Regions from separate parts of the Homo sapiens genome. Here region 2 is linked to region 1. A link is an interaction called in ENCODE POLR2A ChIA-PET data of the cell type or tissue named here. Cell type or tissue: PC-3. All regions are shown on one strand.

Evidence for each region. ChIA-PET counts read pairs that join two places held together with the same protein. Peaks named below come from ENCODE experiments on the same cell type or tissue, not always from the same donor. Only the 100,000 strongest peaks of a DNase experiment are listed, where the experiment ranks them.
Region 2: POLR2A ChIA-PET joins it to region 1 with 5 read pairs; 1 of 35 experiments calls an interaction of 5 or more read pairs at or near these places.

What each region holds. Positions count from the first base shown.
Region 1 is chr3:158,721,990-158,724,489 of GRCh38, forward strand. The region is part of intron 1 of RARRES1 (retinoic acid receptor responder 1); the gene reads right to left. Among named protein-coding and RNA genes, the nearest start is that of RARRES1, 9.2 kb to the right of the region's middle. In PC-3, no CTCF peak of the experiment used is centred here; a DNase peak (open chromatin) is centred at 1,252; H3K4me3 peaks cover 427 bases; H3K27ac peaks cover 2,500 bases.
Region 2 is chr3:159,813,112-159,815,611 of GRCh38, forward strand. All of the region lies in intron 4 of IQCJ-SCHIP1 (IQCJ-SCHIP1 readthrough), which reads left to right. The region is part of intron 2 of SCHIP1 (schwannomin interacting protein 1); the gene reads left to right. The region is part of intron 1 of LOC101928351 (a long non-coding RNA gene); the gene reads right to left. Among named protein-coding and RNA genes, the nearest start is that of IQCJ-SCHIP1-AS1, 46 kb to the left of the region's middle. In PC-3, no CTCF peak of the experiment used is centred here; a DNase peak (open chromatin) is centred at 1,290; H3K4me3 peaks cover 1,107 bases; H3K27ac peaks cover 2,462 bases.

The sequences.
Region 1 (2,500 bases):
CTGAGGCAGAAGAATCACTTGAATCCAGGAGGTGGAGTTTGCGGGTGAGCCGAGATGGCATAATTGCACTCCAGCCTGGGCAACAAGAATGAAACTCAAAAAAAAAAAAAAAAAAAAGAGTATCCAGAAGGAACACGAAGAAGGCAGTTTGGACTAAAATAATTTTTAAAGAAAATTCCCTCCTTGCTTCCTGTTAGATGGATAACTACTTTGTTTTATAATGACATTTGTATATGCACCAAGAAGTTAAAACTGTTCATTCTAATAGCACCTCTACAATGTCATGTCCTGTTTTCAGTGAAAGCTGTTTATACTAAACCACAAAGCTTTGTTTTCATGTTAATGGATCAAAGATTTTTCTTCCAGTAGGTGTCTGCACTATCTTTACATTAGGCACTACCCACTTTTTTTGAAATATTGCATAAAATCACCAAAATTGCATAAAGTCAATTTGAAATATTAAAATATTTAAATATTTTCCAATATTTGAAAGATTGGGTAAAGTCATTGAAATATTGGGTGTGTTAGAAATGAACCCAAGGAACTTGATGAGGGACAGAGAATGGGTATTTATGTATTCTAAGAGCACATTTAAAACATCAAACAATCCTGGCCGGGCGCTGTGGCTCATGCCTGTAATCCCAGCACTTTGGGAGGCCGAAGTGGGCGGATCACGAGGTCAGGAGATTGAGATCATCCTGGCTAACATGGTGAAACCCCATCTCTACTAAAAATACAAAAAATTAGCTGGGCGTGGTGGCGGGCGCCTGTAGTCCCAGCTACTTGGGAGGCTGAGGCAGGAGAATGGCCTGAACCCGGGAGGTGGAGCTTGCAGTGAGCCAAGATCGCGCCACTGCACTCCAGCCTGGGCGACAGAGTGAGACTCCATCTCAAAAAAAAAAAAAAAAAATCTAACATCCCCTTTAAACTCTCTCAAAACACCACAAAAACGTGGAGCAAATAAAAGAGCAGGGATGGTGTCCTGGAGAAACCTCGCTGTGCACCACCCCATGGAGGAGTCTCCAAAGACATGATTCTGCCCAAAGCTTCTCTACAGAAAACACTTCCCATTTTTCCCCCTCTCTGCAGTGTCTGTCATTGGTTGCTAAGCGCTGGTCCTTCCTGTTGTGTTAGTGCCGGTTGTGACAACGTTAATTTCCTGTTCTCAGGCTGGCAGTGGGTGGGTGGGGACGAGCTCACAGGTAATTCCAGTCTCCCTCCACGCATCTTGGGACTCACTGGTCTAACAGACTCAGCTCCTAAATGTCGCCTCCAGCATTCACATTTGATAAGAAAACATAAATGTCAGGCTATTCCAGTAAAAGCAAACTTCGTCATTTTATAAGGTTACTTTTATGAGTCAGGCTTGGTTGGAGATAAGTAAACAACTCATTTGTGCATAGAAATTGCTGTGCTATCCTTATGTTCCAGATGGAGACAGCATCAGTATATTATATTATACCCTGGAATCATTTTATTGCATTTTCCTTCTCTCGGGCAAGGCCAGATAAAGCAAATACAGTTTATGGAACAGAAGTCAGTTACCTTCTGATCAGGCCCAGGCAGTGGGGCCCAAGGAGCTCTTTGCGTGCGAATGCTTTGCTTTCTCAGGCTAAGTAGCAATGGAGAGGAAAGCCAGAATACTGTGTGTCCTCTCTCTCAGCCAACCCTGGGTCCCACGTTCTTGATTTGGGGTAGGAAGCGAGTGGAAGTGGCCAGAGGCAGCTGCCCCCTCCAGGTCCCCTCTGGCCTCAGGTGGGGATAATCAGAAAAGGCTGGTTGAGAGCAGGACATGAGGCTTCAGGTCTCCTTTTCTCCTGCTGGGAGCAATGGGAATGGGCTGGGTCCTGGCCTGTCTCCCTGTTCCAGGTGCCTCAGTGATTTCAGCACCCTTCCAGCTACCTTCATTTAATTTAACAAATATCTAATATTTGTCTCTAGCAGGCCATGTGCTAGTGCAATGAAGGAGATAGAGACATGATATAATACCTTGCGCCCTGTAGAAGCTGACCGTCTCGTTTGGGATAGGCAAGCACATGGGCAGAGTGGAAAGAAAATTGGCTGTTCAGGAGCTTTGACAAAGCAGCCTATGGTCGAGTACTGAGCTAGAGAGGAGAGGGCAGGTGGGTTCACATGTGAGGTTAGCAAGGCTGCAGAGGTCAGCAAGACAGGAGGTGGGAGCAAGAGCTGCATTTTCTGGGTACCGGCATATGTCGGGCAGAATGGTAAATATTTGCAGGAGCTCACAGCCAGCCTGGACACGGGGTGTGGTAGGCTGAATAATGCCCCCCCACAGCCCTTGCCCGAAGATGTCCACTGCCTAATCCCTGGCATCTGTGACTATGTTATTTTACATGGCAAAAAGGATTTTGCCAATGTGATTAAGGATCTTGAGATGGGATTATCCTGGATTATTCCTGTGGGCACAATGTAATCACAAGGGTCCTATGAGAAGCAGACAGTAGTGTCATAATCAGAAGATGCTATGCTGTTTGCTTTG
Region 2 (2,500 bases), 1.1 Mb after region 1:
TTACGTTGGGGACCAAGCTTCAACATGAGTTTTGGAGGGAGCTGACCATATTCAAACCATAGCAGCTATCTATTTTGTACTCACTATTGTGAAACACTGGCTCTAGTTTTTTTTTACTTTACAAAGCATTTTCAATTCACCATCTTATTATTCTCACAGTAACACTGGAGCTTGGGTAAAATAGGGCTTTTTAAAATTCCCGTATTGTAAATCATGAAACTAAGATTCACAGAAATTAAGTGATGTTTGTAATTGTATACGTCCATAAGTGGCAGTTCTGTGATTGCTGAGTGCAGTAGCTCACACCTGTAACCCCAGCACTTAGGAAGGATCTCTTGAGCCCAGGAGGCAGGAGGATCTCCTAAGCCCAGGAGTCTGAGACCAGCCTGGGCAACCTGGGGAGACCCCGTCTCTACAAAAGTTTTAAAAATTTGCCATGTGTGATGTGCTCCTGTGGTCCCAGCTACTCAGGAGGCTGAGGTGGGAGGATCACTTGAGGCCAGGAGTTCGAGGCTGCACTGAGGAGCGATCACACCACTGCACTCCAGCCTGGGCAACAGAGTGAGACGCTATCTCAAAAAAAAAAGAAGAAGAAGAAGTAAAATTAGGAGTTCAGGCTCCAAATCTCTTACTCTTTCCTCTATATCTGTATTGATTATTGATCACTTCCTTAAACCCTGCTAGGATACAAGAGAAATATAAAACTTTTGGAAAGCTTTATAGGTACCAAGATAAAACTAATATGAAGCATAGTAAAGCTAGGGTTAATATAATGGAGGCCACAGCCCAGACTCTAGATTCTAGCAGCATCTATAGAAAACAGACAACTATCCAGACCTGAGAGTTGAGTGGGAAACACGCCCTGAGCAATGCAGAAGATGTTGTCAGGCAGCCCAGATCTACAACACTCCCTCCACCCGCTTCCAGGAGGGAAGGACTTCCTTCTTCAGCTGCTGGTAATGTTGGCAGCTGACAGTGCTCAGCTGAGACCCTCTTCGGGATTGCCTGTGGCTGAGGAGAACTAGGATGCCCAAGGTAGGAGCAGTAGCAACCCATATCCAAAGACAGGTTGATGCTGGGACATGAAGGCCTGGACCTTTCACCCGGCTTGGATCCACTTTGAACGCCCAGCCCCGTTGCAGAGCATCCTCCTGGATCAGTCAGGCTTTTGTTTGCAGCTGCATCAGAATTCAGCCTCTCCCTCTGCCCTGTTTTACTGCCTGTATTCCCTCACAGGTGTTGCCCCAGAGCACTCTGAATAAACTTCCTGCCTGTGAATCTCTACCAGAGAGTCAGCTTCCTGCACCCAGTGCTCTATAAGGTTTCTAGGCAACAGGAAATGCCCTAAAGGCCAGAATTCCTCTCGCGGGTATAGCAGAGAGTAAACAGAGTAGTGTTTTGTAGTGGCTACAAAAGAAAAGGGCAATGGTGGTGGACTTTAAAAGACAGGATGAGCTGTCAGCCCTGATGGGGAGCCCCCAGAAAGCTGTAGCTGGCCCATGTGCCGCACATTTTGCCGAGTAGGGATACTGCCGAGCCCCCGATGTTCTGTTTGTAAAGTGGGTGTGTAGCCCAGGTATCAGCTCTCATCTTCACTGCCAACTGTCCTCTTCAGCTGCAGTCCTATGAATTGGGCCCTGAAGCTGGAACCGGAAGATCTGATTTTAGATCTCCCTTGCCAATTTTGTGGCTTTGTGATTCTAGAAGTTGTATTTCTCGTTTGAAAAATGGGTATGCTTTGAGGATTGAAATGATCCTAATTTCAGGGGCTCTTCATGAGTGTCATGCGACAGGAGGATTTCATGGTCAAGTAAGTCTGGGTGACACTAGGCCAAACTAAGTTTAATTGATTTCTGAGGATTTCTCAGTCTTTTATATGTTGCTTTTCCTTCTGAGTTCCTTAAGGAGGGGGTGTAATCCAAATCATCTGAACCCATCAGGAAGACTTCTTGCTGCGGACACCCTCCATGGAGCATTAATAAGCCTGGATCTTGCTGGAGTCATGTTGAGAAGACCTGTCCCATCCCATAATGGACAGTTAACAAATTTAAAATTAGACTCTCTTGATTACCGTGGTCTGCACTGCCCTAACCTTAAACCAAGTTAGGAGTCTCAGAAATATCGGAAGAGTTCCCAGTGATGCTGGCACTCATGATCGATGTGTTTTTGGTTATTTACATTTGGTAAGCTGTAATTTACCTCAAGGATACCTCCAAATCTGTGTTCAAGACATGTATGTTTTAAAGAATGTTACTCTCTCAAGCTTTTAGACTGGGGAGAAACGTGGCTTTCCAAGGCATACACTCTCCCTTGGAACAGTAGTAGCCATCATGTGTTGGAACTTATAGTTGACACCTTGGGGGGATGAAATGATATGTTGAAAAGGACGCCGAAGGTGTGTCTGGGCTGTGGGAATAAGAGTGCTATGATGCATTAGTGATGTCGCCCATTAACAACAGCATTCTCCACCTTCATTTTAGACCACAGTTAAGTTTACCAT